Regions from separate parts of the Homo sapiens genome. Here regions 1 and 3 are each linked to region 2. The links are chromatin contacts, found by Hi-C or POLR2A ChIA-PET in ENCODE. All regions are on one chromosome and are shown on one strand. The core of a region is the stretch at or near the end of the contact, and the rest is flanking DNA. Distances in the headings are between cores, read along the strand shown. Region 1 has its middle 32 kb from the start of LINC01307. Region 2 holds the start of CDC14A (cell division cycle 14A). Region 3 has its middle 42 kb from the start of AGL.

Region 1 (2,933 bases), core at 156-2,655, 940 kb before region 2:
TTATGCCTATAATCCCAACACTTTGGGAGGTCAAGGTGGGAGTATCGCTTGAGGCCAGGAGCTCAAGACCAGCCTGGGCAACACAGCAAGACCTTGTATCTAGAAACAAACTTTAAAAATTAGCCCAGTAGGCCGGGTGCGGTGGCTCACTGCTGTAATCCCAGCACTCTGAGAGGCTGAGGTGGGCAGATCACCTGAGGCCAGGAGTTCGAGACCAGCCTGGCCAACATAGTGAAACCCCCTCTCTACTAAAAATACAAAAATTAGCTGAGTGTGGTGATGGGCGGCTGTAATCCCAGCTACTTGGGATTACAATTGTCCTGCTGAGGCAGGAGAATTGCTTGAATCCAGGAGGTGGAGGTTGTGGTGAACAGAGATGGTGCCACTGCACTCCATCCTAGGCAACAGAACAAGACTCCATTGAAAACAAACAAACAAACAAAAAACAAACAACAAAACAAACAAAAACAAACAAACAAAAAACCATAGCCCAGTATGGTGACATGTGCCTGTGGTCCCAACTACTTAGGAGGCTGAGGCAGGCAGATCCCTAGAGCCCAGGAGGTTGAGGCTACAGTGAGCTATAATTGTGCCATCCAGCCTGGGTGACAGAGTGATAAATAAACTAAATAGGTAAACTCAATAAACACATAAACTAAATAAATTGATTTCCTCACTTGGTTCCTTATGGAGGCTCTTCATAGACAGCTGTCAACCTCTTACTGTGTTGGACACTGAAAGAGGAATGGATGGTTTCCATGGTCCCTGCTGTCAAGAAGCGTACATTAGAAGGGAATACTTACTCAAGCAAACATGCTTCATTACCAGCAAAAGTGAAATACTATGACATGTGAGAAGAAAGCAAGCCATCTTTTTGATTTGAAGAATAAGGAAAAGCATCATAGGAAAAGTAGCATCTTAGTTGGCCGTTGGAGGAAAAACAGAATTTTAATAAGGAAAGAAAGGCATAAAAAGAGCAATCCAAGCTGAATAAGAATAACAAAGTCATGGAGATGTGAAAGTGCAGGGTAAGTTCAGGAAATAGGAAACTGCTGTGTGGTTAAAGCAATGGGCACGTGGGAGATGGTGGTGGAAGATGCAACCCGATCAGGCAGGAGCACAAACATCAGACTCTGGATTGCATCAGACCCAGGAGAGTGTTTTCAGTCAGATTTTCAACAATGACAGCCTTGTTAGAATAAGTGGGTGGCTTCCCCTGATAACTACTTTGAAGGACAACATTCACTGAGGTGCTTAAGTTCTAGGACTGCTTAAAACCAAATCAGGTCCCATTGCTTGATAATTACAGCTGATAAAATCATGTCTCTGTACAGGAAAATTTAGCACCAATTAGTTAAATCATCAGGCTTCAGAGCAGAGTCATCAGCAAAGCCACAAAGGAGGAAGAGGCTTAGTCCTGCTGGGCAGTCTGGCAAATGAAGTTACTAAGTATAAACATAAAGTCTTCCAGGCACTCCCCTTGGGAAAATCTGTTTCTCGCTTGGGGGAACTGGAGAGGTCTCTCCTAGGATCAGGAGTTACAGGGGATGAGGATGGTGGGGGTAGGGGTGCATGGACTGAGTTTGGGAAGGACCTAGCATCGTGGAGTGCTCAGGTGCAAAGGAGAGAAATCAGGAAAGAAGCCCAGTTTATCTCTAGCACCAAGGTAAGATGGAAATGGTGGGGGCACTGAAGGAAGATTGCAACTTGTTCAGCCTCTGGGTGCCCAACATGCATACCAAAGCCTCAAGATAGAGCACCCATGACAGCACAACTAATTCCAAATGCTACAAGCTTGTGGTTCAAGGCTACCAATAAAATACCCTTAGTCCCACCCACAAAGTTTCTAATTTAGTGAGCTAAATTAGACCTGAGATGGGCTGAGAATTTGATTTTCTAAGAACTTCTGAGGTGGTGCTGATGCTGCTAGTCTAAGAACCTCCGACCTAGAACTTATGAACCACAGCCCTCAGGTGACATGTTTAGTAGCTGAATCTGAGAGAAACTGCAAAGGGTAGGAGTTGACAGTTTCCAGCTCAGACTACCTGAGGGGGATCTGTATGCTCCAGAGACTGATAAACATCAAAACAAGCAACAATCCAAGACAGATAGTGATCATGCAATAAAAAGAAGGCAGAAAGGGAAGGTTAAAGGAAGGAAGCAGAGAAGGAATCTGGGCCATTTGCCTGGAGACAACCACCCAGTAGAGCAGAAAGGAGCTGCATCACTAGCCAGTCACTCGGAAGCTACAGCTCTGTTGTCACCTGGCTGCATCTAGAATCATCTACGGAGCTTTCCAAAAATGCCAGGTGCTAAGCCTCACCCCCCCAAACAAATTAAATCAGAATCCTACAGATGGGGCTCTGACTGTGGGAGTTTCTGAAAGCTCCCAGATGATTCAAACGTGCAATTAGGGTTGAGAGTCGCTGTTCTAAGGGAAATTTGATCCTGTTTAAAGAAAGAAAGAAAGAAAAAATCCAATAGAGAAATCTGTGGAAGAAGCAGTCTATCTCTACTTAACTTAAAATGTAACAAGATTTCTAAAGTGATTGCTCCTCACCTTCTTACTCTATCCTTCCCAAACCTTCAAATTCGTTTACAGCTGTGGATACATCCAGCACTGTGCCTGAGCAGTTTCTTTCTTATTTATTTATTTATTTATTTATTTATTTATTTATTTATTTATTTTAAAATAAAGATGAGGTCTTGCTATGTTGCCCAGGCTGGCCTCAAACTCCTAGGCCAAGCGAACCTCTTGCCTCAGTCTTCCAAGTACTGGAATTACAGGTGTGAGCCATTGTTCTCAGCCTATGGAGCAGCTTCTGTGCTGTTGTGCTCCCCCATGCTTTGCTTACTGTGGATCATGATTACGGATTATGGTTAACAGCAGTCAAACAAGCCTTGTAGCTGAAAATATTGAAAGAGGCCTTCTC
Region 2 (2,700 bases), core at 104-2,603:
ACTTACTTTTCATAGACCAGCTCCTCATCGATGGAGAAATAGTGGGTATTTACTGTGCTTTTTGGTCTATTCCTTAAAGTAGCAAAATATAACCGATCTGAAAGACAAGTTTAAAAGACAGAAAAAACATATGAGAAGTAGAGAAGTGGAAGTGAAGGTGGGTGGTAACATACGAAGGATCACAATTTAAAGACCCCATTAACACGTGGAATTCTTGCAGAAACCTCATCCCTCCCAGAAAGCTAGAGACTCAAGAGCACAACAGTTAGGCAAGAGGAGGACCTGACCGAGGAACTCAGCGGGGCTCAGAGCACCCACATTTCCCTTGTTTCAGGCCAGCAGAGTAGGCAGGAGCTGGGGGTACCCGCAGAACTGGAGGTGCAAGTTTGGTTCCCAAATCTCCAGACCTCAGCAGCTGCGAGAAGGGGAAGAAAGAGGTGAGCCTCCCGACGCAGCTTCGGAGATTTGAAAAAGAGGAAGGGAGAGAGACTTGGGGGGTGTGGTTGGGGGTGTCCCGAAAACCGAAGCCTGCGATGGTGGAGTAAAGGTGACCGGTGAGCATCCGGAGCAGGCTCCCCATGAGCTGCTGAGTGCCGGAGTACGGGCAGAAGCCGGTGCTGTCCCATTACGAGGCCGAGAGGCCATCCGAGGGAGCTGCAGAGGGAGCAAGGGACACAAGAAAGAGAAGCCGGAAGCAGGGGGTCCTCGGAGAAAGGAGAGTCCCTAGAGGGGACGAGAGCGCGCGCAGCGGCTGCAGGACACTGGCAGCCTCAGGAGAAGGTGGGGACAGTGGCGCGGGAAGTGAAGAGTTGGGGGCAAGAAAGCGTTGGAAGATGCGGGGCGGCTGCTCCTCACCTTTCATGAACTCACAAGCCCCGATTAGTTCCCCTGACTCCGCTGCCATCTTAAGCGAGATACGCACGGGGGAGGGCTGGGTCGTGGCCAGCTGAAGTCACTCGCCCCCGGGGGCTTCCCCACTGCCCAGGAGCCAGGAAGCTCACAGTCCCGAACAACAAGCCTGGCCGAGGGAGGCAGCAGGCGCCGAAGGCGGAGGCGGCTTCGGGGTCAGCGCGCCGGGCGCCCCGGGGACATTCCGAGGGGAACCCGAGCTCGCTCCGCGCGGGGCGCTCACGCCCCTGGCTGTGGCCGCTCCTATTTGGACTCGGCTGCTGCAGCTGCTGCTCCGCCGCCGCCGCGCCTGGGAAACGCAGACCAGCTCTCAGGGCAGGGCAAAGTCTTCCCCCGGCTTCCAAAGTGATCATGGAGGAGGAGACTTCTGGTCCCGATCGCGCCCGTGGCTACTCGAGCGGCAGCCGGGAGGACTTCAGTGCCCGCGGGCTGGCAGCAGCTGCTCCGGATCCTCCTTCGCCACCTCCTTTCAGCAGTTACTCTTCCTCCTCCTCCTCCCCCTGGGTCCGCCCCCAGACCTTCCTCCCCGCCCTCCCTCAGCCCCCTCCACTTTCACGACTCCGCGGCCATCCCTTAAAGGGACAGCCCCGCTCCTTTCTCCGCAGCAGCCCCAGTTACCAGGCGCCCCGCGGGTCACTAGGAGCCGGTTGCTAAGGCTTTGTTGCCGTCCACCAATTGCTGTTCAGGAAACGGGGCCCTCGGCCCAGGGGAGCGGGCGGGGCCTGTAGGCCAGAAACTTATGAATGAAACGGCGGGGTTGAGAGTGGACATCGCCAAAGGCGCTGTCGCGGCCTCGGAGGCTAGGATGTGCTGGCGCCCCCTTTCTTTTCTGCACCCTCTAAGTCTTGTCCCACTCCAGATTTCTTTTCTCTCTCTCTCTCATTCTCTTTCTTTCTCGCCCACTCACCCATGCTCTTCTAAACTCTTGTAGGGCGCGCGCGCGCGCACACACACACACACACACACACACACACACTCGTAAAAACCTCAGATCTCCGTGCCCTGCCTCGCCTCTAGCTAACATTTCAGCCACCCCCCACGCCCAACACTGAGGGGGTCTGCATCTTTATAAAAAATACAATTGAAAAAGAAGCACCAGCTCCTAGCTCACAGTACATGTATTGGTTTCCTCTACACATACCAGACTCTGATATAACTTGTACTTTGTTCTCACGGGACAAAAAGTTTCCCATCTGGTTCTCCACGCCCTCTCATCTGGGCCGCCAATGTGAGCGCAAAAGCATCACAGATGCCTAATCTTTACAGTGCTCCGGTCCCGGAGGGGCGGGGCGAGACCGCTGAGCCAGCCTGGGCGGGCGCGGAGGGAACAGGAGAGAGAGGAGAGTCCACTGGTCCAAGGAGGAAGGTTAACACAAAGGAATTTCTTTACATAGTCTCAGCTGAAGCGCTCCAGGCAGGAGTCCCGCTAAAAGAGGCCATTGACTTGTCTCTGCGAGGCTCTACGTACTGTTTGAACAACTTGAACGCTGGGCGTCCTAAGGCTGTACCTAATCAGAGTGCAGTCCCTTCCATACGAAAATGGCGCTACAGACCGACTATCCGAAGAGCATGCGCTCTGAGAGGTCTCTCCAGAAACAGCAAGAAACTTGTGGCGGCGTTTTCCTTCGCAGTCGCTTGTTGACCTCTAGGGAGAAAGGGGGCGCACCCGTGCAGAGCTGACTGAGGGAACCAGCCCTTCGAGGGCCAATTGCAGGTTTTGTTTGTGGTTTTTTTTTTTTTAATGTGTGTTTTGTTTTAGACAGGGTCTCGCTCTGTCACCCAGGCCGGAGT
Region 3 (3,014 bases), core at 10-2,509, 540 kb after region 2:
TGGGGGACTGAGGTGGGAGGATTGCACCTGTGGTCCCAGCTACTTGTGGGGCTGAGGTGGGAGAATCACTTGAGCTTGGGAGATAGAGGCTACAGGGAGCTGTGTTTATGCCACTGCACTCCATCCTGTGTGACAGAGTGAGACCCTATCTCAGAAAAAAAAAAAAAAAAAAGAAAGAAAGAAATTTACCAACCCTCCAAGACTAGCCAACTATTGGACCATTGTCATTTATATAAAACAAACACAACCATTTTAGATTTGATGAGGCACTTTCAAACTCTTTGGCCCATCTATTAGCAAAAGGGAATGTTATATTACCTAGAAAAAGAACGTAGCTGGGCACAGAGGGTCGTGCCTGTAATCCCAGCACTTTGGGAGGTTGAGGTGGGAGGATAGCTTGAGTCCAGGAGTTTGAGACCAACCTGGGCAATATAGTGAGACCTTGTCTATGAAAAAAAGAAAACCTAAACATATAAGGAACTTTCACTTTTGTAACACCAAACTGCCTTTGTAGAATATCTCAGGATTAAACAAATTCGAACAGTGCCAGTTATTAACCCCTTTGGATATGGACTAATTAAGAAGATATGAGACAATCAGAAAAGGTCTTATTAAGATTTCTCGGTTTATACATAAACTCAGATAATAAAACCTCTCTCGTAATACAACTTTGGAGCACTCAATTCTGTTGAGTTATCTCCTCTTTTATTAATGCCAGATCTAGTCACTCTGACTGGGTAATGCTAACTATGGAATTCTGTACAGTGTACGTGTGAATATATGCACTGTATATATATGTGAGGCATGCCTATATGGTGTTAAGCCTTTATCCTTAATGTCTCTCATTTGTGGAAATAATATTCCTTCTTTTATTTGACACTTATTTTCCCCTGGGATTTCCCCAGTGGTATCAACTCTGAACTAGGCAGGCTTCACAGCAGACCAAGTATGACATTGTTTTAATTAACGCCACTCTGAAATATTTGGCTGTGAGTACTTGATAAGGGAAGGCTTCATAAGTATTTCAGGAGGTCTCATTCTCCCGCCTTAAGACCCTTACTACTCTTCTAGGAATTGGGGGAGGAATACAGTGAACTGTCTATGTCCTCACTCTTCAGTGGTAATACTTTATGGGTAGTGCTTCAGGGATGAGTGTGTGGAAAGATTCTAGTTACCTCCCCCTTTCCTTCCAGCAGTCAGACAGAAAGGAAAACGTGGGTGGCCATATAGGGAGATAAACTTGCTCTTCCATGCCCTCAGTTACACGTAACACTTAAAATTTCTTGGCATCTACTGCCACCGTGTGGTTATTTACATTTACTGACTTTAATGTGTTTCCCTTTTAAGGCTGGTCCGAAACAAAAATACAAGGAATTCTAGTTTGTTTTAGTATCCTTCAGCCTCAGATTGTTCCCAAGTCCCTCTAGGTTCTCTGTGCTCTTACACTGACGAGAAGATTCCACTACTAAATACTTTCTTCTTCTCTTATGTTACGCTCTACTAAAGCATGCTGCTGATACTCCAGTGACTTTCAGAGTTTTTGATGAACCAGTTTGAGGCAGAAAGATTCTAAAATGGGCTCCATATGTCCCTGTCCCTGATATTATGGCTTATGTAATCCCTTCACAGGAGTGTGGATGAGACCTGTGACTAGCTTTTAACCAACAGAATATGGCTGAGGTGATGGGATGTCACACTGCAATTACACTGGACAGTATTGTAACTTCTGTATTGCTAACAGACTCTCTTTTTTAGTTTTATTTTTTAATTTTTGTGGGTATAGTAGGTGTATATATTTATGGGGTACATGAGATGTTTTGATTACAGGCATGAAATGTGATATAACCACATCATGGAGAATAGGGTATCCATCCCCTCAAGCATTTATTCTTTGAGTAACAAACAATCCATTTACACTCTTTGAGTTATTTTAAGATGTGCAATTAAGTTATTATTAACTATAGTCACTCTGTTGTGCGATAGCACAACAGATAAATGATAAAATAGGTAAATGATAAAATAGGTCTTATTCATTCTTTCTATTTTCTTGTACCCATTAACCATTCCCACCTTCTCCCTGCCCCACACACTATCCTTCCCAACCTCTGGTAACTGTCCTTTTACTTTCTATGTCCATGAGTTCAACTGTTTTAATTTTTATATCACACAAATAAGTGAGAACATGCAGTGTTTGTCTTTGTGTGCCTGGCTTATTTCACTTAGTAAAATGATCTCCGGTTCCATCTGTGTTGTAGTAAGTGATGGGATCTTATTCTTTTTATGGCTGAATAGTATTCCATTGTGTATATGTATAACATATTCTTTATCCATTCATCTGTTGGTGGACACTTAGTTTGTCCAAATCTTAGCTATTGTAAACAGTGCTGCAGCAAACATAGGGGTGCAGATATCTCTTCAATATACTGACTTCATTTCTTTTGGGTATACCCAGCAATGGGATTGCTGGATCATATAGTAACTCAATTTTTAGTTTTTTGAGGAACCACCAAACTGTTCTCCATAGTGGTTGCGCTAATTTACATGCTAGCAGACTCTCTTGATCGCCTTCTGGGTTTGCATGCATGAAGCAAGCAGCCATGCTAGGGAGACTCAGTGAAAAGAAACTGAGGGTGGCTGCTGGCTGTCAGCTGCAAGAAATTGAGGCTCTCAGTCCAACAAAACACAGGGAATTGTAACAACCACATGAACTTGGAAGCAGATCATCCTCTTCGGTTGAGCTTTCAGATGAGATCACAGCCTTGGCCAACACCTTGATTGCAGCCTGATGAGAGACCTTGAAGGAGAGGACCCAGTTAAGCTATGCCCAGATTCTGTGAGCTTATACAGACAGTCCTTGACTTACTATGGTTCAACTTATGATTTTTGTGACTTCATGATGGGACAAAGGACGTTAAGTATTCAGGAGAAACTGTATTTTGAATTTTGATATTTTCACAGGCTAGTGATATACAGTACAATATTCTCTCTCCATGCTGGGCAGTGGCAGCAAGCCA

Evidence for each region. A loop is a pair of places that touch in the nucleus more often than their neighbours do. ChIA-PET counts read pairs that join two places held with the same protein, here RNA polymerase II (POLR2A). Pooled maps may share reads with other maps.
Region 1: a loop to region 2 is called in a pooled map, with 5 times the contacts of the local background. The contact joins the enhancer-like site here to the promoter of CDC14A in region 2. A Hi-C loop is called at or near these places in 1 of 37 single-sample maps with no recorded cell type and 7 of 50 pooled maps. POLR2A ChIA-PET finds 5 or more read pairs at or near these places in 2 of 52 experiments (CD8-positive, alpha-beta T cell and OCI-LY7).
Region 3: a loop to region 2 is called in a map of GM12878, with 2.8 times the contacts of the local background. The contact joins the enhancer-like site here to the promoter of CDC14A in region 2. A Hi-C loop is called at or near these places in 18 of 168 maps with a recorded cell type or tissue (CD4-positive, alpha-beta memory T cell, CD8-positive, alpha-beta T cell, Calu3 and 13 more), 32 of 37 single-sample maps with no recorded cell type and 29 of 50 pooled maps.

Annotation. Positions count from the first base shown.
Region 1 is chr1:101,290,048-101,292,980 of GRCh38, reverse strand. No RefSeq gene overlaps it. Among named protein-coding and RNA genes, the nearest start is that of LINC01307, 32 kb to the left of the region's middle. Within about 2 kb of position 1,405, at least 3 of the 41 ENCODE cell types and tissues checked have a DNase peak (open chromatin) inside an H3K27ac peak, as active enhancers do.
Region 2 is chr1:100,351,159-100,353,858 of GRCh38, reverse strand. CDC14A (cell division cycle 14A) reads right to left here and starts at 1,353. Exons shown (of 16, transcript NM_003672.4): 1 at 856-1,353; 2 at 7-97. The coding sequence starts at 904. RefSeq lists enhancers at 227-476, 517-826, 2,077-2,126, 2,167-2,596 and silencers at 1,407-1,456, 1,487-1,576.
Region 3 is chr1:99,807,121-99,810,134 of GRCh38, reverse strand. No RefSeq gene overlaps it. Among named protein-coding and RNA genes, the nearest start is that of AGL, 42 kb to the left of the region's middle. RefSeq lists an enhancer at 361-861. Within about 2 kb of position 1,259, at least 4 of the 41 ENCODE cell types and tissues checked have a DNase peak (open chromatin) inside an H3K27ac peak, as active enhancers do; they include GM12878, where a contact is called at or near this core.